Regions from separate parts of the Homo sapiens genome. Here regions 2, 3, 4, 5 and 6 are each linked to region 1. The links are chromatin contacts, found by Hi-C or POLR2A ChIA-PET in ENCODE. All regions are on one chromosome and are shown on one strand. The core of a region is the stretch at or near the end of the contact, and the rest is flanking DNA. Distances in the headings are between cores, read along the strand shown.

The links. A loop is a pair of places that touch in the nucleus more often than their neighbours do. ChIA-PET counts read pairs that join two places held with the same protein, here RNA polymerase II (POLR2A). Pooled maps may share reads with other maps.
Region 2: a loop to region 1 is called in a map of gastrocnemius medialis, with 3 times the contacts of the local background. The contact joins the enhancer-like site here to the promoter of STK25 in region 1. A Hi-C loop is called at or near these places in 1 of 168 maps with a recorded cell type or tissue (gastrocnemius medialis), 7 of 37 single-sample maps with no recorded cell type and 9 of 50 pooled maps.
Region 3: a pooled map shows a loop between it and region 1 (5-fold over the local background). The contact joins the enhancer-like site here to the promoter of STK25 in region 1. A Hi-C loop is called at or near these places in 1 of 168 maps with a recorded cell type or tissue (B cell), 1 of 37 single-sample maps with no recorded cell type and 4 of 50 pooled maps.
Region 4: a pooled map shows a loop between it and region 1 (4-fold over the local background). The contact joins the promoter of PDCD1 here to the promoter of STK25 in region 1. A Hi-C loop is called at or near these places in 8 of 50 pooled maps.
Region 5: a map of CD8-positive, alpha-beta T cell shows a loop between it and region 1 (21-fold over the local background). The contact joins the promoter of LINC01237 here to the promoter of STK25 in region 1. A Hi-C loop is called at or near these places in 12 of 168 maps with a recorded cell type or tissue (CD4-positive, alpha-beta T cell, CD4-positive, alpha-beta memory T cell, CD8-positive, alpha-beta T cell and 5 more), 29 of 37 single-sample maps with no recorded cell type and 19 of 50 pooled maps. POLR2A ChIA-PET finds 5 or more read pairs at or near these places in 2 of 52 experiments (HEK293 and OCI-LY7).
Region 6: a loop to region 1 is called in a map of gastrocnemius medialis, with 3 times the contacts of the local background. The contact joins the enhancer-like site here to the promoter of STK25 in region 1. A Hi-C loop is called at or near these places in 6 of 168 maps with a recorded cell type or tissue (CD14-positive monocyte, CD4-positive, alpha-beta T cell, CD4-positive, alpha-beta memory T cell and 2 more), 9 of 37 single-sample maps with no recorded cell type and 21 of 50 pooled maps.

What each region holds. Positions count from the first base shown.
Region 1 is chr2:241,506,878-241,510,342 of GRCh38, forward strand. STK25 (serine/threonine kinase 25) reads right to left here and starts at 1,707. Exons shown (of 12, transcript NM_001271977.2): 1 at 1,566-1,707; 2 at 1,129-1,258. The coding sequence starts at 1,158. It overlaps LOC107985788 (a long non-coding RNA gene), which reads left to right and starts at 1,995. Exons shown (of 2, transcript XR_001739177.2): 1 at 1,995-2,220; 2 at 2,561-3,018. RefSeq lists an enhancer at 532-581 and silencers at 1,012-1,061, 1,342-2,111.
Region 2 is chr2:241,216,021-241,219,258 of GRCh38, forward strand. ANO7 (anoctamin 7) reads left to right here. Exons shown (of 25, transcript NM_001370694.2): 19 at 73-218; 20 at 1,666-1,871; 21 at 2,219-2,361. Among named protein-coding and RNA genes, the nearest start is that of ANO7, 29 kb to the left of the region's middle. RefSeq lists enhancers at 278-809, 2,917-3,016 and a silencer at 1,444-1,573. Within about 2 kb of position 1,676, at least 31 of the 41 ENCODE cell types and tissues checked have a DNase peak (open chromatin) inside an H3K27ac peak, as active enhancers do; they include gastrocnemius medialis, where a contact is called at or near this core.
Region 3 is chr2:241,040,127-241,043,229 of GRCh38, forward strand. It overlaps SNED1 (sushi, nidogen and EGF like domains 1), which reads left to right. Exons shown (of 32, transcript NM_001080437.3): 7 at 1-62; 8 at 174-287. The region is part of intron 1 of SNED1-AS1 (SNED1 antisense RNA 1); the gene reads right to left. It also overlaps a transcript of MTERF4 not described here. Among named protein-coding and RNA genes, the nearest start is that of SNED1-AS1, 22 kb to the right of the region's middle. RefSeq lists enhancers at 1,233-1,282, 1,733-1,962. Within about 2 kb of position 1,650, at least 4 of the 41 ENCODE cell types and tissues checked have a DNase peak (open chromatin) inside an H3K27ac peak, as active enhancers do; they include B cell, where a contact is called at or near this core.
Region 4 is chr2:241,857,159-241,860,406 of GRCh38, forward strand. It overlaps PDCD1 (programmed cell death 1), which reads right to left and starts at 1,736. Exons shown (of 5, transcript NM_005018.3): 1 at 1,605-1,736. The coding sequence starts at 1,680. It overlaps LOC124908032 (a long non-coding RNA gene), which reads left to right and starts at 1,914. Exons shown (of 2, transcript XR_007088436.1): 1 at 1,914-2,919. RefSeq lists an enhancer at 942-1,904.
Region 5 is chr2:241,879,810-241,883,089 of GRCh38, forward strand. LINC01237 (long intergenic non-protein coding RNA 1237) reads left to right here and starts at 1,554. Exons shown (of 4, transcript NR_110220.1): 1 at 1,554-1,669; 2 at 2,751-2,826. LOC105373978 (a long non-coding RNA gene) reads right to left here and starts at 1,518. Exons shown (of 3, transcript XR_924077.3): 1 at 1,306-1,518; 2 at 1,060-1,208. RefSeq lists an enhancer at 984-1,574.
Region 6 is chr2:241,160,274-241,163,393 of GRCh38, forward strand. It overlaps PPP1R7 (protein phosphatase 1 regulatory subunit 7), which reads left to right. Exons shown (of 10, transcript NM_002712.3): 6 at 59-221; 7 at 3,012-3,120. Among named protein-coding and RNA genes, the nearest start is that of PPP1R7, 11 kb to the left of the region's middle. Within about 2 kb of position 1,483, at least 22 of the 41 ENCODE cell types and tissues checked have a DNase peak (open chromatin) inside an H3K27ac peak, as active enhancers do; they include gastrocnemius medialis, where a contact is called at or near this core.

The DNA.
Region 1 (3,465 bases), core at 457-2,956:
CTTAATTCAGCAACAGTCAGCAAGCCCCAGTCTCATCTGTGACCACGCAGGTCCAGGTTGCCTGGCCCAACAGCTGCACATGGTGTTCCGGGTCTCTAGGCTGGTCCGGTTTCCTCCAAAGCAGCCCTGACTCCAGTTCCTGCCCCTACGCGAACAGACGCCCTTCCTGTTCCACTGCAGGCCCAACTCTCCATTCAGCACATAGGAGTGAACAAGGAGGGCCACACATTTTAGCGGCGATTCCAACGCCTTAGGTAGAGCCAAGGCATCAAGGAGAATAAAACCGAACAGCTAAGATGTAAGAAAACCCAGCGGCCAGAGTCAAAAAAGTGGGGAGGGGTAGAGAATGCAAGTCCCCAGGCCCCAGGTTGGCTGACCCCACCCTCCTTCCCCGGCAAGCCCTTTGGCACCAGCAGCTGGTCCTCATTCCAGGCTAAGGGCTCGCCGTAGTGGCTCCCTCCGAGGCTGTCCCACCAGACGCTTAAAGGTGGCTCCATAGTGGAAACGACTTCTTTAAAGAAGAAAGATGAGTCTCATGTTCGGGCAACCGCCCGTCGCAGGGGTTAAACGGTCCTGACAGAGCAGCCTTTTCACCCTCCCCTGGGCCAAAGCACACACGTGTTCTCTGCTTTCCCTGCACACCGGCCACTCAGATCTGCTTCTCCACAATCTCAGCCCCTCAGCGCCCGCCAGGGTCTCCCCTACAGCCCCTGCCCAGCCCAACACGGCCAGAATGACCCGCGGCCCAGGCCGAGGCCGCAGGGTGGCCCCCGACCTTCCACTGCCTTCGGATGCTGACATGAGGTTCCCGCCCCGCGCTGGGGGCAGCGCCCCGTCCCTGCGCCGGTGTCTCTTCACGCACCTCCACCGCCCTCGCACAGGCGGAGCCACCAGGGGCTCGGTTTCTAGAGGCCTGCGAGCTTCTGCCACGCAAAACGCCACAGGCACACGGCAGAGCCCCGGGGCCGCCCTGCGCCCACCTCAGGACGGCTCCGCTGGTCGCACGACGCGCGCTCCTTCCCTCACCCCACTGCCCGCTCCGGCGTGGCGCTCCCCTCTGAACCCCCAGGAGACTCTGGAGCCCCTCGGTGAGAGGCCGCTAGTCTTCCTGACCTGCACCCTTCTCACCTGGTTGGCAAATCCCCGGAGGTGAGCCATGGCCGCGCCGCCTCAGACCCTCCGCCAGCAGCCCCAGGAGGCGTCTGGATCCCGCGGAGAGGCGCGGAGCCGGCTAGCTCGCCCCTGCGGCGTCAGTCCACTGCGAGGGACACCAGGGGCGCTCGGTGCCCAGTTCAGTCATCTGAGACCGACCTCCGGGGCGGCGGGCTCCATGGGTGGGGGGGGGCCCAGGAGACCCCCCAGGCCGCCGGGGCCCCGCCACGCCCGGGCCTAACGCCCAGGCTCCCGGGGGCTCGCCGCCCCTCCCGTCGCCGCCCCCACCTCTTCCAAGGCAGCTTCCTCCCGGTGCCCCCGCCCCGGTGTCCCCGCCACCGAGCCCCGCCCCGGGCCCCTCCCTCTGCCCCCTCCCCAATCGCCGCAAGCGCCCCGCCCGGCAGCGCGCCCACCTCCGCGGGGCTCCATCCCGGCCTCCCCCGGCCCGCTCTGCAGCGCCCGCGAAGGCTCCCACCCGCAGCCTCTGTTCGCCCGGGGACCCCGGGCCTCCCAGCCCGCGAAGCAACGGTGGTGGCGGCAGCGACCGGAGAAAGCCCGGAGGCGACGGCGAGGGCGGTGCTCGGCGTCGCGGCCCGCGCACGGCTCTCTGGGACCCCGAGTCCCACCGCCCACTCCGGGCCCGGAAGCCTGCTGGCGTTGGACTACAAGTCCCGGCAGGCTGCGCGAGAGGGGGCCGGGGCTCGCATGCGCGCCGCGAGGCTCTCTGGGACCCCTAGTCCTGCTCCCGAAAGGTTTGGACTGCGTCTCCCGGCAGGCCGCGCGCCTGGGCGGGCGGGGCACGTGGTCGTTGTCGCGTCGCGCCCTCCCTGCCTCGCCCTCGCGGGTCTTCTGCGTTTGCTGGCGCCTGCCAGGCGTCGTCTCCGACGTTACGGCGGCCGCGCGGCCCTCTCCCTTGGGCTCTGCCCTGCGCAGCCCTGGTTCGAGCGGGCCAGTGAGGCCCGGCGCCCTCCCCGCCTCGCCACGAGGATCCACCGCGGCCGCCCAGGCTTCTAGCCTTGTCGTCACGGCACGGAGATAAGCCCGCGCTGGCCACATCGCGAAGCCCCTGTTCGTACTGAGACCCCGCCCGGGATCACGCGCACAGGCCAGGGCGCACCAGGCCTTGGAGAAGCTACCGGCACAGCCCATTCCTTGGGCGAGTTGCTTCGCCTCTCCTGCCTCAGTTTCCTTACCTGTCAAGGGGTGGTCATAGGACGTCCTTGGTCACACCGTTGTGGGACCCACCTGGGCTAGAGCGCGGGACGCGCCCAGGACAGTGACTGCTGCTGGAAGCCGTCATGGCACTCCCCAGGGTCCGGGAGGGACTTGCAGATCCCAAGGCTACCTGGTGCGTCCCCGTGCCCCGTGGGCCGCCAGGTCATAGTGCCCCCTGTGTGCATTCCCCTAGTGCACCGCAGGGATCCCCACCTGTCCGGTGAGGAAGATTTGTCCCTCCTGCATACTGTGTCCACCCTTACAGGCCCTCACTCTCCATGATGGCTCAGCACAGGTGACTATCCTGACCTCCTCACATCCCTCCTTCTTCGAGAGGGTTCTGGCGTTTCTCTCTGCTCCCTGGTGCGTGTCTTCTCATGGTGCACTGCCGAGTCCTTTAAGAAGCTATGCTTCCCTGTCATGCGTCCAGGACAGCCCCTTGAACCCCTCCTGGGTCCGCATCTCTCATCACCCCTGCTTCTTTACGTACTGACTTGGCTTTGTTTGTGCTTTGACTCCCCAGGAGAAAGTGGGCTTCCTGCAAGCGGAGCTGTGCCCAGGACCATGCCAGCCCACGGCAGGCGCTCAGTAATGTTTGTTGAATGAATGTGTAAATGCATGAAGATAATATATGTATTTAATGCATGTAAATAGATGCCTGCTGCATCTCTGGCCTTCGTGTGGTCAGTAATCGCTGCACTTTTCCGAAGTGCCTAGAAGAGGCTGGGAGCAGTGGCTCACACCTGTAATCCCAGCACTTTGGGAGGCTGAGGCAGGCAGATCACTTGAGGTTGGGAGTTCGGGGCCAGCCTAGCCAACATGGTGAAACTTCATCTCTACTAAAAATACAAAAATTAGCCAGGCATGGTAGTGCGTGCCTGTAGTCCCAGCTACTAGGGAGGCTGAGTCAGGAGAATCGCTTGAACCTGGGAGTTGGAGGTTGCTGTGAGTCAAGATCATGCCACAGTACTCCAGCCTGGGAGACCGAGCAAGGCTCTGCCTCAAAAAACAAATTAATAAAAGTGCCTAGAAGAGTTTTTCAGCCTTTGCCTGCTTTTGGCCAATTGTTAACCCTTTGCTCCTGGCTGCTGTCTTGCT
Region 2 (3,238 bases), core at 426-2,925, 290 kb before region 1:
CCCCCAAGGACTATAGCAGCCACTGAGACCCATGTTGGATCAAAGGCCATTTTCCTGTATTCCCGTCCCCAGGAAGCTAAAGGGCTGGTGGCAGAAGTTCCGGCTTCGCTCCAAGAAGAGGAAGGCGGGAGCTTCTGCAGGGGCTAGCCAGGGGCCCTGGGAGGACGACTATGAGCTTGTGCCCTGTGAGGGTCTGTTTGACGAGTACCTGGAAATGGGTAGGAGCCCGTTAGCAGCTGCGGCAATGGCTGGCGCCGTGGGCAGGGATGGGTGGCCACTCTGCTCAAGGGCCTCCCAGCCTGACATTCCTGTGTCTGCATCTGCCCTGAAATGTGCTGTGGGGGTGGGGTGGGAACAGAGGGTCGGGCCTGTGGAGAATCCAGAAAGGAATTCTTTTCCCCTGAGAGTGCCCAAGAGGGTTGGCTGAGGACAGAGGGGCACCGGCACGGGGAGGAGGCCCCCGCGGCCGTTGCAGAGCTCCCCTGGGGTCCCTGGACCTAGAAAGCATGGGCCAGAGCAAGGGAAGAATTAGGAGAGCAGGCCCTGGGGGCTGACAGAAGTCCTCCAAGGGTGAAGCCACAGTGGGAGGCAGCGGCCTGGAGAGCCAATGTTCCCAGAAATCTCAATGCCCACGCTATTTGCAGACCTACCACTGTCACCTTACCAGGTGGTGGCCAGTGCCAGGGGCTCACTGCCTGCACGGGTGGTGCACTCTGGAGGGTGGGTCTGTATCACCTGTGCCGTCCCTGCAGTGCAGGGTCTGACTCTGAGCTGACAAAAGGGAGAAGGAATCATCAGGCAGTTTGTTTGTTTGTTTTTGTTTTGTTTTTTGAGACGGAGTCTCCCTCTGTCGCCCAGGCTGGAGTGCAGTGGCGCCATCTCGGCTCACTCCAACCTCCACCTCCCAGGTTCAAGCAATTCTCCTGCCTCAGCCTCCCGAGTAGCTGGGATTACAGGCGCCCACCACCACGCCCGGCTAATTTTGTATTTTTAGTAGAGGCGGAGTTTCACCGTGTTGGCCAGGCTGGTCTCGAACTCCTGACCTCAGGTGATCCACCTGCCTCAGCCTCCCAAAGTGCTGGGGATTACAGGCGTGAGAAACTGTGCCCGGCAGGCAGCTCTTAACCTAGCAAGCGGGCATGTGAGCCGGCAGGCCCCGGAGCTCCCCAGCGTAGCCGCGGCATCTGTGGAAAGGGAGCAGGCCAGTTCCCAGGGCGAGGAGTGGACGCCCTGACCCTCCTCCACTGAACCCTGGACCCCAATGATCTCACTAGTAATTCTCGGCGAAGACCCAGAAGCCCCTTCCAAAGAGCCCTCTCCTAACAGCTCCCCTGTGGGGTGACTGGAGAAGCTGGTTGTAAAATCAGGAGCAGGTTTCTGCCCCAACGCCTGCCCTGAGTTAGTTCCTGAGCTCACCGAGCCGGAGAAGGCCCGTGACCAGCCAGAAGCACGGAGCGCAGGGCAGGACAGCCGGCCTGAGGCCGGTCAGGAGAGGCGGCCCTGGCGCTGCGCGGTCCAGGACGAGGGAGACCAGGAGGTGGGGGCGGAATGAGCCGCGATGGGGTGGCGGCACCACGTGGACTGGCCGGTCCTCCGCGGGGGGCGCGTTCCGAGGGCTGAGGGCGGACGGTGGCGGAGAGCCCGGCCGTGACCCCCTCCCCGCAGTGCTGCAGTTCGGCTTCGTCACCATCTTCGTGGCCGCCTGTCCGCTCGCGCCGCTCTTCGCCCTGCTCAACAACTGGGTGGAGATCCGCTTGGACGCGCGCAAGTTCGTCTGCGAGTACCGGCGCCCGGTGGCCGAGCGCGCCCAGGACATCGGCATCTGGTTCCACATCCTGGCGGGCCTCACGCACCTGGCGGTCATCAGCAACGTGAGGCCCGGGCGGGAGCGCGGGGCGGGGCGGGGGCGCGCAGGGGCGGGGGCGGGGGGGGCAGCGGGGGCGCGCAGGGGCGGGCCGGGGGCAGCGGGGGCGCGCAGGGGCGGGGCTGGGGGCATCGGGGGCTCGTAGGGGCGGGGCGGGGGGGCGGCGGGGGCGGGCAGGGGCGGGGGGCAGCGGGGGCGCGCAGGGGCGGGGCGGGGGGGGCAGCGGGGGCGCGCAGGGGCGGAGCGGGGGCGCGCAGGGGCGGGGCGGGGGGGCAGCGGGGGCGCGCAGGGGCGGAGCGGGGGCGCGCAGGGGCGGAGCGGGGGCCGCCTCGCGCTGACCCCTCCGGCGCCCAGGCCTTCCTCCTGGCCTTCTCGTCCGACTTCCTGCCGCGCGCCTACTACCGGTGGACCCGCGCCCACGACCTGCGCGGCTTCCTCAACTTCACGCTGGCGCGAGCCCCGTCCTCCTTCGCCGCCGCGCACAACCGCACGTGCAGGTGAGCCCCGCGCCAGGTGGAGGGGGCCGCGGGCGCACGAGGACGAGGCGGAGCGGGGCTCGGGTGGGGTGGGGGTGCGGCGGTGGGGAGCCGGGAGGGGCGGGCGCCGCCGGGCAAGGCCGGGGGAGGGGGGGAGCTGGGGGCGCCGTGGGCAGGGGCTGGGGGGAGGTTCCCCGCGGTAAGGGACGGAGCTTTGCGGGGCTGGAGGGCAAATCGTGGATTCTAGGTGAATTGCTAGTTGGTCATAGTGTAGCAGGACGAGTCGCAGACAGAACTCCTCAGACACCGGATTAAAGAAGGAAGAGGTTTTTTTATTCGGCCGGGGGCGTCGGCAGACTCGTGTCTTCAGAGCGGAGCTCGCCGAAAAAGAAATTCTTAGCCCTTTGAAGGGCTTACAACTCTAAGGGTCTACGTGAAAGAGTCATAATAGATCAAGTAAGCGTGAGGAACGTGACTGTGGGCTACATACATCAGCTAACGGTACAAAAAGTTTTACGGTGCTTTCTCATACAGCGTCTGGAATTCACACATAACACCAGTAGTTTTGGTCAGGGGTTAATATTATTGTTATTTTAACCGCCAGGGCCAGGTGGTGGCGCCAAGGTCATCTAGCTATTTATCTTCTGTTTCTTTCCAGCTTTTTGCTTTCTTCCTTTTCTCCTGTCTTATAAACTAGGGAAAAGGGGAGGTTGGGGAGAAACTGGGAAGGACAACAGGAGAAGTGGTGGCCTCATACCATAATAGAACCTGCAGAGCAGGTAGATGTACTTCACCCGCAGTTGTGGAGACTTCCTTTGTGATCTGGTTACAATGAAGTTTTGCATGTGTTTCAATAAACTTGAAAAGCATCATAGTCTCCTAATGTTGGAGCAAATCT
Region 3 (3,103 bases), core at 400-2,899, 470 kb before region 1:
GGAGAATGGCTCTGCGGTGTGTGTGTGCCAGGCCGGATACACCGGAGCAGCCTGCGAGATGGGTGAGTGGCCTGGCTTCGGATTGGAGAGGGGCTCCTGCCCGTGGCCAGGTGCTGGGCACAGGGTGGTTGTGGCCTGGCTCAAGCCAAGCCCGCACCTCTGCTGCCCCTCAGATGTGGACGACTGCAGCCCTGACCCCTGCCTGAATGGAGGCTCTTGTGTTGACCTAGTGGGGAATTACACCTGCTTGTGTGCCGAGCCCTTCAAGGGACTTCGCTGTGAGACAGGTAACTGGCCAAGTGCCTGCAGGCCACCATGGCTGATGGTGGCTTTGTGCCGTGAACACCCCCATAGCCACTTTCCCCTTCCTTCCTTGCCATCTGACTCACCTCACACCTGTCTCTGGGGTGGGAGGATGCCTCTGCCCCCTTCCCACTCCCCAGCGCTTCCCGCTCAGCCTGGATCCTAAGCCACCAACTGCAGGGAAAATAGGAAGCAAAAGATGGATGCTGCCTCCAGGGTGCTGTGTGAGGCTGAGCAACCCCTTCCCCTCTCTGGGCCTTGGTTTCCATCTGTGAAATGCCAGGAGGGATGACAAAGTTCACAAGTCTCCTCTTCCAGCCTGGGTGACTCTTGACTTTTTTAACATCTTCCTCTCCTACTCTAGAACCCTCAGCACACAAGGGAAAGTAACGGGAATCAGAAAGAAAACTGACCTTTCACTATTTTCTATTCTATTTTGTGTTGTTTAACTGCTAGTTGTGACTTGTTAGAGGAATTAAAAGGCCAACTGGAGATTGCAGCCTACAGTATAAAAATGGCTTTCGTGTCTGATTGTTGCACCTGCCTCCAGAGGCTCACCCACTGTGCCGACTTCTGTGGACGCACCAGGTGCTGCTTCTCTCCAGGGAGATGCTAAAGACAAACTATTCAGGTTATTTTTAGTTTAAAAAATTCAGGAGGAAATTCTGTTTTACCCGTAAGACACAGAGGGTCATGGGCCCTCCATCAGTCTTTGCCGAGTGCATGGGAGGCCAGGGTGTGTCCTGAGGGGAGGGTGGGGCAGGAGCGGGAGGAGGCAGCCTCACCTATTTGGCTGCTTTAAAGTCACTGTTCCGTGTCACAGCTCACTTTGCCCAGATTGTTATCTAAATATCAATGTATTTCACTAAATTCATGTCAGGAAACGGATAAGTGGTTTCAAAAATTTTTTGCAAATAAACCGTGTTTTCTACAGAATAATGATGCAAGTAGAGTGAATAATAAGAAACAGACTGGCCGGGTGTGGTGGCTTATGCCTGTAATCCCAGCACTTTGGGAGGCTGAGGCGGGCGGATCACTTGAGGTCAGGAGTTCAAGACCAGCCTGGCCAACGTGGTGAAACCCCATCTGTACCAAAAATACAAAAGTTAGCCAGACGTGGTGCTGCATGCCTGTAATCCCAGCTACTCGGGAGGTTGAGGCTGGAGCATTGCTTGAACCCGGGAGGCAGAGGTTGCAGTGAGCTGAGATCGCACCACTGCACTCCACCCTGGGTAACAGAATGAGTGAGACTCTGTCTAAAAAAAAACAAAAGAGGAAGAAGAAAGAAACAACAGACTGACGGTGGTGCTAACGTAATGACTGATTGACTGTATTACAAGGCGCAGATGCTGACAGTCTAATCAGGTCTGACAGGAAGTGGGCCACAAATTGGACACTACAAAAAAGAGTCTCTAGTCTTCTGCTTCTGGCCAACAAGAATTAACTGCTCTTGGAATTTCCCTCTCACCATCAACACCTAGAAAAACAGACAAAATCTGTGAAACCCTTTTCAGCCATTAGACAACAGACAGCACAAGCCTGTCACCCCTGAGAAAAGGGAATCAAATGAGGTGAGCCCTACAATTGCCCCAGATTCTGCCTGGGGCAGTTTCCACTCCACTGTGCTGGGAGGAGGAACTGAGAGTCCAGCAGTCCCTTTGAATTGAGGAGACAAAGATCCTAGTTCAGTGGCTACAGGATGGTGCTCCTGAGGCAGGAGGGAGCATGAGATCAAGAGGAGACCTCCCTGAATTTTGGCTTATTATTATCAGGCTCAGGATGAAATCTGCAAGGCTGGGGAAAGAACCACTAGAAAGCAGTAAGTCAAACACTTCCTGGAGCTCAAACAGGGCTGGGAGTCTATTGCATAGAGTCCTCAGTGGGGTGTCACTTTAGTAGTGCTGAACTAAAGACTAATGTCGACCTGCCCTAACAGATCTTAAAGAAAGCTTAAAAGGATCAAACTGATCCTAAGTCATTGAGCCATGTGCCAGAATAAAATCCTATACTCCTCAACAGGAGTATATCAATAATACAACAGAATCCAGAACTCCAAAATACCCAGTCAAAAATTATCAGGTCTACAAAGAAGTAACATATAACTCACAGTCAGGAGAAAAATAGATCAATAGAAACAGGCACCAGAAATGACAGAATTAGCAGATACAAATGTTTAATTATCTATTATGAATATGCTCCTATAATCAAGATTGTTGAGGGGAAAAAAACCTAATGAGAAGTAGAAGGTATTTTTAAAAACTTGTAGAAATGAAAAATATATCTGAGTTTTTAAAATACACTGAATAGTATTTACAGCAGGTTAGATATTGCAGAAGGAAAGATCAATGAACCTGAAGAGTGAAACAGAAACAATTCAATATGCATCACAGAGAGAATAAGACTAAAAGAAAAAGAAGAGATCTTCAGCAACCTGCAGAACGATATTAGGGTAATAGGATCCACGTATCTGGAGTCTGCGAAGGAGGATGGAGAACAGTATCAAGCAGCCTGGGATCCACGTATTTGGAGTCTGTGAAGGAGGATGAAGAACAGTATCAAGCAGCCTGGGATCCATGTATGTGCAGTCTGCAAAGGAGGATGGAGAACAATATTAAGCAGCCTGGGATCCACGTATTTGGAGTCTGCGAAGGAGGATGGAGATGGGTGTGGAAAGGAGTGTTATAGAAAAAGTATGTGAAGAAATAATACCCAAACATTTTCCACATTTGATGAAAACTAAAACCCACATTTCCAAGAAAAGCATGAAGAAAACCATGCAAAGCCATACCATAATCAAATT
Region 4 (3,248 bases), core at 486-2,985, 350 kb after region 1:
ACGCAGTGAATAGATCAGGAGGGAAAAGAGGCATCCTGGAATGAAGACCACTGCGGCCGGGGTGGCCACATCTGGGTCAGGACCCACAGGACCCCAGTCATGCCCACTGCGCCTTGCTGAGTGCCCTGTGCTGTTACCAGTGGGGAAACCGAGGCATGCCACCTGTGAGAGTCTTGTCCGGCACAAGCGCGGGCACCTGAGGCACGAGTGTCAGGCTGCGGACACCTTGCTCTTATCTTTCCCGCCTGGGTCGGGGAGGGTGGCGTCCCGAGGGCGTGCCTGAAGAGCCGGGACACGGGGGGAGAGGCTCGGCTCCCCTCCTGCCTCGCTCAGCTCCCCCTCCCCTGTGACGAGCGCCCCTCTGCCCTCTGGTTCCCCCGCAGTCGTCTCCCTGGGATGCCTTTTGGCCCTTTGCTCTTTGCCTTTTGCCCAGAATCTCCAGTTCTGAGTCCTGAGTGACCCACGGGCCAACCTTAAGAGGTGGCGCTGAGGCAGGAAGGCACGGCCCTGACAAGGATGCTGCCTCAGGTGCCGGGGAGCAGGCCCCGGGAGAGGGGCCGAGGTGGGGAACCCCCAGTCGCCTGCCACAGTGAAGGGGCACCAGGACCCCCGGGGCAGGAGCCTCGAGGGGGTGTCAGGGCGGCCCCAGGGGTGCCCCTCATCTTGTCCTCCCAGTGGTGTCACACCCCGGTACCCAGCAGGGCCCAGAGGGACTGTCTTAGGCTTGGCCTGGGTGAAACCACCCTCCCCAGGCCTTGGCATCCCCAGGTGCAGGCTGGCTGGGCACAGAGGGCCAGCCGGGCACAGAGGGTCCAGGAGCGGGCTGTGGTCACAGTGTACACAGAGGGCCCAGGGTCACGGGCAGCCCAGGAAGAGGCTCCCTCTCTCCTCGATCCGGGAGAGTGAGGCCAAGGCCTCCCCCACGGATGGTCTGAACAGGGCTCGGGGAGAGCCCTGGAATCTGGGCAGAGACCCAGGCGGGCACAATCCCCACCCAGGAGGGATCCTGGAGACAGAAGAACTGTCCTCACTCGAACAGGTACACTTTGGATATAATGAGAAAAATATCACCAGCTCATCTAAACTTTGACGTCGTAAAGCCAAGGTTAGTCCCACATGGGGCTCATCCCATCCTTAGGAAAACTCGAGTGAGGACCAAGGATGCCTGGGCAAGGCAGAGCCGCCACGCAGACTCCCCACGGCCAAGGTTTGGGGTTCTGGCCAGCCTGACCCGTCATTCTACAGAAACACGCAGCCCCAAGGACCGGCTGAGAGGGGACAGAGGTCCTGCCTGCCCAGGAGCAAAGAGGGGACTTGGGCCAGGGGAGGAGTTGGGGCCCAGAGAGGAACCCAGGAGTTCGAGCTGCCCAAAGCCACACAGCTCAGGGTAAGGGGCAGAGCTGGGGGCCAAGGCTGGGCCTGCCACAGCACCCCCCGACCTGCCAGGGACTGAGAGTGAAAGGTCCCTCCAGACCCCTCGCTCCGGGACCCCTGGGCTGCCAGGGCCAGGCCCGCCTCAGCACCCCCCGACCTGCCAGGGACTGAGGGTGGAAGGTCCCTCCAGACCCCTGGCTCTGGGACACCTGACCGCCGACCCCACCTACCTAAGAACCATCCTGGCCGCCAGCCCAGTTGTAGCACCGCCCAGACGACTGGCCAGGGCGCCTGTGGGATCTGCATGCCTGGAGCAGCCCCACCAGAGTGCCGCCTTCTCCACTGCTCAGGCGGAGGTGAGCGGAAGGGAAACTGTCCCAGGTCAGGTTGAAGGGAGGGTGCCCGCCCCTTGCTCCCGCCCCCTCTTCCTCCACATCCACGTGGGCGAGAGTGACAGAGGCAGTGCTGGGGGAGGAGGGGTGAGGAGGGGGTAGGACTGGGGAGAGGGTGGGGGAGGGAGAGAGAGACAGAGACAGGGAGACAGAGGAGATGGGGAGGAGGTGGGCCCGTGGCCCCCACGCCCTACCCCGTGGGGGTCTCCCCAGCTCAGGGCCCCTTCCTCCTCTGTGTCTCTGCTCACTGCTGTGGCCTCTTTCCATATCCCGCCCGAGCTGCCCCTCCTGAGGCTGCCGGGTGGGGGCAGGCCCTTCTCCTCCCCCATCCCCCCCATCTCCCTGGGGGCCGGGCCTCCCTGCCTGGGGAAGGTGGGTGGCCCCCTCTGGGCTCAGGTTCCTGGGCTGCAGTGAGGGGTGGGCTCAACCCCACTCCCATTCTGTCGGAGCCTCTGGGAGCCTCCCGGCTGCCCACAGCCTCTGCCCCTGCTGGGGGCAGGTGCCTGGCCTCTGCCTTCCCGGCCCATCCCCCTTCGCTGGGGCACAGGTGACCCTACTGAATGACAACTGTCCATGGCTAATCGGCTCCCCCTCAAAGCTTCCACCTTGTGGATGGCCTCACACCATGGCCACAGTTCCAGATCTTTCCACCGTGTGATGCCTGCAACAGCCTGACGGGGGGGCTGGGGCGGTGGCAGGGGCTGGCTGTGAGGCTGACCTCCCCTTCCAGCCTTGACCTTCTTCCCCGGGGCCCTGCCCTCCAGCCCACTCGTGCCAGGGTGGGGTGGTTCAGGGGGTCCAGTGCCTGGGCCTGGCTGGCGGCCCGGCGTTTGTGAAATGGCTTGCTTATCTCCTTGTATTCTGTGCTGAGCATTTTATTACAGCGAATGGAAAACAGGAGAAATGAAACTGCTGATATTAGTGATGAGATGCGTCAGGCTCATCAGCTTAAAATAACCGAAGCGAGGCTAGAAACCGCCTGACAGCTGGCGCGGCTGCCTGGCTCCGAGAGACACTCGGCCCGGCTCTGAAGGGAAAACATTAAAGCACCGAAACAGTGGAAAAAGAGCATCAAAGATGATGTCTGCGAGGCGCGGCCACGGCGAGGAAGCTCTCGTTTATGAACAAAGGGCCACTCCCGGGTCTCAGAGATGTGAGGCTGTGTGGGTGGCTTGGTGGGGAGGTGGGGGGGGCCCAGCTGGCCAGGTGGGCTTGGCGGGGGGCCCCCAGGGAGCCTGGCAGCACCCACTGTGCTGCCAGACAGCTAAGGTGGCCCGCAGCAACTGTCTCCTGGCACACCCACCCTTGTGCCTCAGGGGCTGGGGCTCTGGGGCTGGAGAACTGTTGGTTGGTAGGTGCCTCCATAGCCCTGTGCCTCGCCCAGGCAGTGGATAAGTGGCTAAGCTGCCCCTGCTGGCTGTACTTGTCCTGAAGGCAGATTCTGGACAGAACCTCCCTCTGCCCCCAGCCCTGTAGAGCCTT
Region 5 (3,280 bases), core at 304-2,803, 370 kb after region 1:
TCCAGCACACTTAGAAGCATCCGCCCACCCAGCTACACCCCTAAATTTTTCCCTTGATGCCCAGGGCCAGGCATCCTATGGCCATTTGATTACAGATGTCTGCAGGTGGCAATCTGAGTGCCTGTATGCTACTCCTGTGGGCAGCTAGCACCCTGGTACCCCTGGGAACAGAGCGTGAATGCCTTTAAAGCTAGTTGGAGCAGAGAACCAATTCCAGACACCCAGAGACATTTAGATAACTCATTACTAGGGTCCTGGCCCTGGGATCACTCCCAGGACTAGTTCTGTGTCTGTCCAGGTGTGATCCAGGAGTGCAGTGACGGATGTGGATGTGGGATTGGCACAGGACTTCCGCCAGCAGAAGAAAGGAAGGGAGGGGAGGGGAAGAGAGGGCAGGGGAGCAGAGCGGAGGAGAGAGGGGAGCAGTCTTTCCAGCTGGGGCTGGCCTAGGCTGCTGGGTCATTTGGGAAGAAAAGGTGATTTGGACTCAGGGAGACTGAGGGTGCCCTCGGGCCAGCATCTGAGGAGAGTGACAGGGGTTTCCTGGCTCCACAGCCCCAGGTGGCCTTGGTGGGTGCAGGCAGAAAATGACCTTTTCAAGTCCAGTTCCAACCCAGAGGGGGTTCCTAGACCCAGCGCCAATCAAGGGGCACCAGGGAGGCAGCAGAGGTTCCCGCAAATCCAGAGCAGAGTGGCTGCCAGACACCCCACATCCTCTTCGCAGCAGACTGAAGGCCACCCCACACTTGGAGGAGCCCGGGTGAAGCATCTGGGGAAGACCCTCAGCCCTGGGAGAGTCCCTCCAGGGGTGAGCAGGTGGGCTGCCCCTCAGGGTGCGGCTCATTTCGATGTAAGTTTTATAAAATAAGAAAAGGCGCCCTATAGCACCCCTTTGGGAGCCTCGTGTCACCTCCAAACATATACCTCGCTTCCAGGTCAGAAGTAGTGAAATGACCATTGCCAATGCAAATGGAACTGCCTTAGGACACATGGGGGAGGTTAGGGCCTGCTGTGGGGCCTTATGGTGGGCCCCGAGGGGCCCCGCACACCTGTGCTCACCTCCCAGGTCATCGCTGGGCCGCCTCTGTCCCCTGGGAGGCTCTGCCTCGGGGAGCCCTCTTCCCAAGCTCCCAGCAATGACTTCCAGGCCTCCCTCAGCATCAAGAGGAGCCACGTCTTCTTCTTGTGACCCAGCAGTATAATTCACCCTAAATAATGGCAGAATGGGTTGTGTGTAGTCTTTAAAAGTCAAAACAATTTTGCACACAACAGGAGTCATTCAGCAGTGGCTAACACTCTCCTGACCTGTGTCGGCGCTGGGCTCCAAGGTGTACCTCCGCACGCATGGGGTTAACTACGCCCCCATGACCATTCCCTGCAGGAGGGGCGGGACAGAGGACTGCGTTATGTTTCTCCTAAAAGAAAATCATGAAAGTCACACACTCCAGGTGCCACACTTATTATGGAGGGAGGGAAAGCAGATGAGCGGGCGGGAAAACTAGCGGGCTTGCCACGCCCAGGCAGCGCTGCTCGGGTTTCCGCTTCCTCCGCCCCTTCCTTTTTCTCTGTGCATCCTCAGTGACGCGGGGCACAGCTCTGCCCGGGGGCCTACCAGAGCCCACCTGGACCCCACACTGGGTCAGCCCTGGTGCGGAGGAGGCCGCTGTAGGTGGGCACGGGGCAGCACGCGTTAAGGGGCTGGACGGGGGGTGGCCATGCGTGTGAGGGCGCTGAGCAGGGGCGTGCCCATACGTGTGAGGGGGCTGGGTAGGGGCGTGGCCCAGCGTGTGTGTGTGTGTGTGTGTGTGTGTGTGTGTGTGTGTGTGTGTGTGGCTGGACAGGGGTGTGGCCACGCGCGAGGGGGCCGTGCAGGGGGCGTGGCCACGAGCGAGGAGACTAAGGGGCGTGGTCACGCGTGTGAGGGGCTGGGCTAGAGGAGTGGCCCTGTGTGCGGGGGCTGGACGGGGGCGTGGTCATGTGCGAGGAGGCTGAACAGGGGGCGTGACCACGTGTGGAAGGGGGCTGATCGGAGGTGTGGCCACATGTAAGGGGGCTGGGCAGGGGGTGTGGCCACGTGTGAGGGGGGGCTGGGCCGGGGCGTGGCCACACGTGTGCTGGCTCTGCTGTGGGCTTCCTTCCCTTCCTGTGCAGGTGGTGGTGCCCTCTGCGCCTTCACTGGGGCCCAGCCAAGTAACTGAATCCAGCCAGGAGCAAGGGCAGACGCTGGCACAGGTCCTGCCACTGTCCCCAACCTGGGTTTCAACACAGCTGAGGCCTGGCATAGTCTTTCTGGGCGCCTCTGGCTGGCTCGGTCTGAAAGGTGGGACAGATGCAACTGGGGCCTCCCCGGGTGCAGCGTGGGTGGCTCCTGGCTGGGGAAGTGAGAAGCCCTCCGTGCGGTGTCTCTGAAGCAGCCCCAGGCCAAGGCTGTGGCGTGCTTGGTGGTGCTGTAGGCCCAAGATGTTTATGGGTCGAGGGTCCCCGGGGCCGGGATTCTGATCCCTGGTGAGAGGTGGCTGGGAGGAAGTCCAGACGTGTCCTGAGTGGCCATTCCTCACACTGAGGTGACACCGCCTCTCCAAACACGTGACGTGGCTGGAAGCAGATGCTGCTGTCCGGTTCTCCCTCCTCTCCGTCCCTGGCTGGGACATGTGGATCTCACCCGCAGCCACTTTCTTCTGGCCTCTGTCCCCCTGCCTGGGACACGTGGACCTCACCCCCAGTCTCCTTCTCTCCTCTGCCCCCCGCAGGCGCGGCCAGGTCACAGTCGGCACCAGAAGTTTGGCAGATCTCAGTGAGGCGTTAGTTTGCATTTCCTTGTGACGGGTGAGTTGAACACCCTTTCATGAGTGTATTGATCACTGTGTACCTTCTTTGTTGAAATGTCGTCAGTATTTAAAGTCACAAATCTTCCTCTAAGACTATGCTACAATTTTTGTGTAATATTTTGATGGATATTTGAAATAAGTGCTAATTTTCTTTGGATTTCTTCTTTGACCCATGCTTTATTTAGAAGAATCTCTTTATGTGTGTATTTATTTTTTAAACCCTCTATTCTGAGAAGCATATTTAGAAGAGTATTGCCCACTTTCCAAATATGTGGAGAGTCTAAAAGGAATCTTGCTATTACTGATTTAATTCCATTTTGATCAAGGAACAAACTGCAGGATCTCACTTTTTAAAATTACAGAGACTTATTCTTACTGTTTAACATAAGCCCTATCTTTGTAAATGCTCCGTATACACTCAAAAATTACTTGTGTTCTGCAGCTGTGGGGTG
Region 6 (3,120 bases), core at 233-2,732, 350 kb before region 1:
GTTCTATGCAACCTATGCTCGTGAAATTTTTTTAAAAAACTGTTTTGGTTGTTCTCAGGATTCTAGATATTTCTTTTAATCTGCTGAGAAACATCGAAGGGGTTGACAAGTTGACACGACTGAAAAAACTCTTCTTGGTCAACAATAAAATCAGTAAAATTGAGAACTTAAGCAACTTACATCAACTACAGATGCTAGAGCTGGGATCTAACCGCATCCGGGTAGGTGCAGACAGCCCTGACTAGTATATTCAGGGAGAGGCAGCTAGCGGGCTGTGTGTGGACTCAGTGGGTGTATGTAGAATGCATGGTGAGTCTGCATTTCTTACAATGCTGTGATTTTTTTCATGAACAAGGAAATTACTATTTTTTTAAGAAAAAATGCTAACTGAAAGTCAGTATCAGTAAGTCCTGAGTGGTCTAGCCTTTCTTCCGCACGTAGATTTCAGTTGCTCTTCATCCAGATCATGACCCTGAATCACACTGTTCCCAGTTACATTCTGCCTGAGATGAACCAACCAACCTGAATGCCTTGCTCTTGAACTTCCTCATGGTCATCTTCTCTGGCATGCTTCTTCGAGATGAAAGTTTCCCAAGCCCAGCAAAGTGGTCACTTGGAGTGAACTGATGTACATACCGGGGCTTTAGAAAGCCTCTTGATCATGGTCATCTTCTCTGGCATACTTCTTCGAGATGAAAGTTTCCCAAGCCCAGCAAAGTGGTCACTTGGAGTGAATTGATGTACATACCGGGGCTTTAGAAAGCCTCTTGATCATGGTCATCTTCTCTGGCATGCTTCTTCGAGATGAAAGTTTCCCAAGCCCAGCAAAGTGGTCACTTGGAGTGAATTGATGTACATACCGGGGCTTTAGAAAGCCTCTTGATCATGGTCATCTTCTCTGGCATACTTCTTCGAGATGAAAGTTTCCCAAGCCCAGCAAAGTGGTCACTTGGAGTGAACTGATGTACATACCGGGGCTTTAGAAAGCCTCTTGATCATGGTCATCTTCTCTGGCATGCTTCTTCGAGATGAAAGTTTCCCAAGCCCAGCAAAGTGGTCACTTGGAGTGAACTGATGTACATACCGGGGCTTTAGAAAGCCTCTTGATCATGGTCATCTTCTCTGGCATGCTTCTTCGAGATGAAAGTTTCCCAAGCCCAGCAAAGTGGTCACTTGGAGTGAACTGATGTACATACCGGGGGCTTTAGAAAACCTCTTGATGCTGACACACTCCCAAAGGCAGTGCTGAGTTGGGCCTTCCTCCCTGGACAGCTTTATACTCCTGGACACCGTCCCCAGCAGGATTAGATCTGTTCTCCAGGATCCATTTGACCTTGAAAACGTGGGACAGAATGGAAATAAAAGAATTTTGAAAAGTGATCTGGTGTTCCACAGAAGCAGGATCAAGTCTTCACCAGCTGACTCATAACCACCGTCATGTGCTGGAGGGGAACTTGGGAGGGCGTCCCAGGAGGACTGACATTGGAGGTGGATCTGCCAGGCAGGGAGGAGGGAGGGTTCCCGTGGGCAGGAAGGAGGACTTCTCTCAGCCAGAAGAACACTTGAGCCCCGTGCCTGGCTCCTAATCAGGGTCATGGCACGGAGCCTTTGCTCCCCCGGCCTGGCTTAGTGGCTTTGGCAGCTGTGTCTAAGCACATCCGCCCCTGCCCATGTTCAGAATGCCCCTCTACTTGGCTTCTGGAAGTATTACAGCATTCTCTGTCTGTCCTGGGCCCTTGAGAGCTTGGACAGGATACAAACCAAGGGAGGGTGGTTTTGGCAACAGTCTCTTGACAGTTATTGTTAGAGATGTCATGGCCACAAATAGCAAAGCAGCACATTTAAAACTAGAGAGCAGCCCAGATGTCCGCATTTTACCAAGTGTCTCACTATGGAACTTTCTAGGGCAACAGTGGCTCATCACAAATTAATGCAGGCTACAGCATGTGAGGATGCCCCTGCCCCCGCCAAGTCCTGCAGTGGTGTGTGGATTAGCACACCATCTCCCCTCCTAGAGTCCCCACCTGGTTAGCATGCACCTTATCTGGTTATTTTGTGTCTGCTGAAATATTTAAAGAATGACTTGTTCTGAGAGAGAGTGAACTGACAGAGGAGGGAAACTGAAGTCAAATCAATAAACAGTCATTAAACATCCTGCTGTAGGCAAGTCACCATGGGGAGACCAGACAGGGCAGCGTGGTCACTGCCTCTGGAGGTTTATGGTTGAATAGAGGAGCACACGATCACAGCAAGAGTGATGTAGGAGGGTGTGGAAACTGGGCAAGAGGGGCAGAGTGCTGTGGTGTGAGGGCCCCCCAGGAATCCTAAGTGAGGGTCCCAGGATTTCAAAGACTTGAGGTCAGAGTGCCCCGTACCTCTCTTCTGTAGAGACTGAGGCTCTTGGGAGGACTTTTTTTTTTTTTTTTTGAGACGGAGTCTCGTGCTGTTGCCCAGGCTAGAGTGCAGTGGCACAATCTCGGCTCACTGCAAGCTCTGCCTCCTGGGTTCACGCCATTCTCCTGCCTCAGCCTCCGGAGTAGCTGGAACTACAGGCACCCGCCGCCACGCCCAGCTAATTTTTTTGTATTTTTAATAAAGACAGGGTTTCACCGTGTTAGCCAGGATGGTCTCTATCTGACCTTGTGATCCACCTGCCTCAGCTTCTCAAAGTGCTGGGATTTCCACGCCCGACAGGGGGACATTTTAATGTGTCAGCTCACAAATTTAGAACTGGAAGGGACTTGGGAATCTACTGGTCCTTGGGTTCTGAGACTGTTCCTCAGCACCCCAGGAAATCTGAGGGTTGGGAATGAGCTCAAGACAGTCTTGGACTCGCCACTATTGTATTCTACCTTCAAGTAGGATTTCCACTGGAAGTCTTAGCAGATACGTCACTAGCCCCACATCGCAGAGCTGAAGCCCACATAGCTCTGCCCCGGTCCAGGCACCTGCTGGCTGCCTGGGGCAGCCTGTCAACTGCAGTACTCATTGCTGTTCTGTCCTTTCCACAGGCAATCGAAAATATCGACACCTTAACCAACCTGGAGAGTTTGTTTTTGGGGAAAAACAAAATTACTAAACTTCAGAACCTGGATGCGCTCACCAACCTGACAGTCCTCA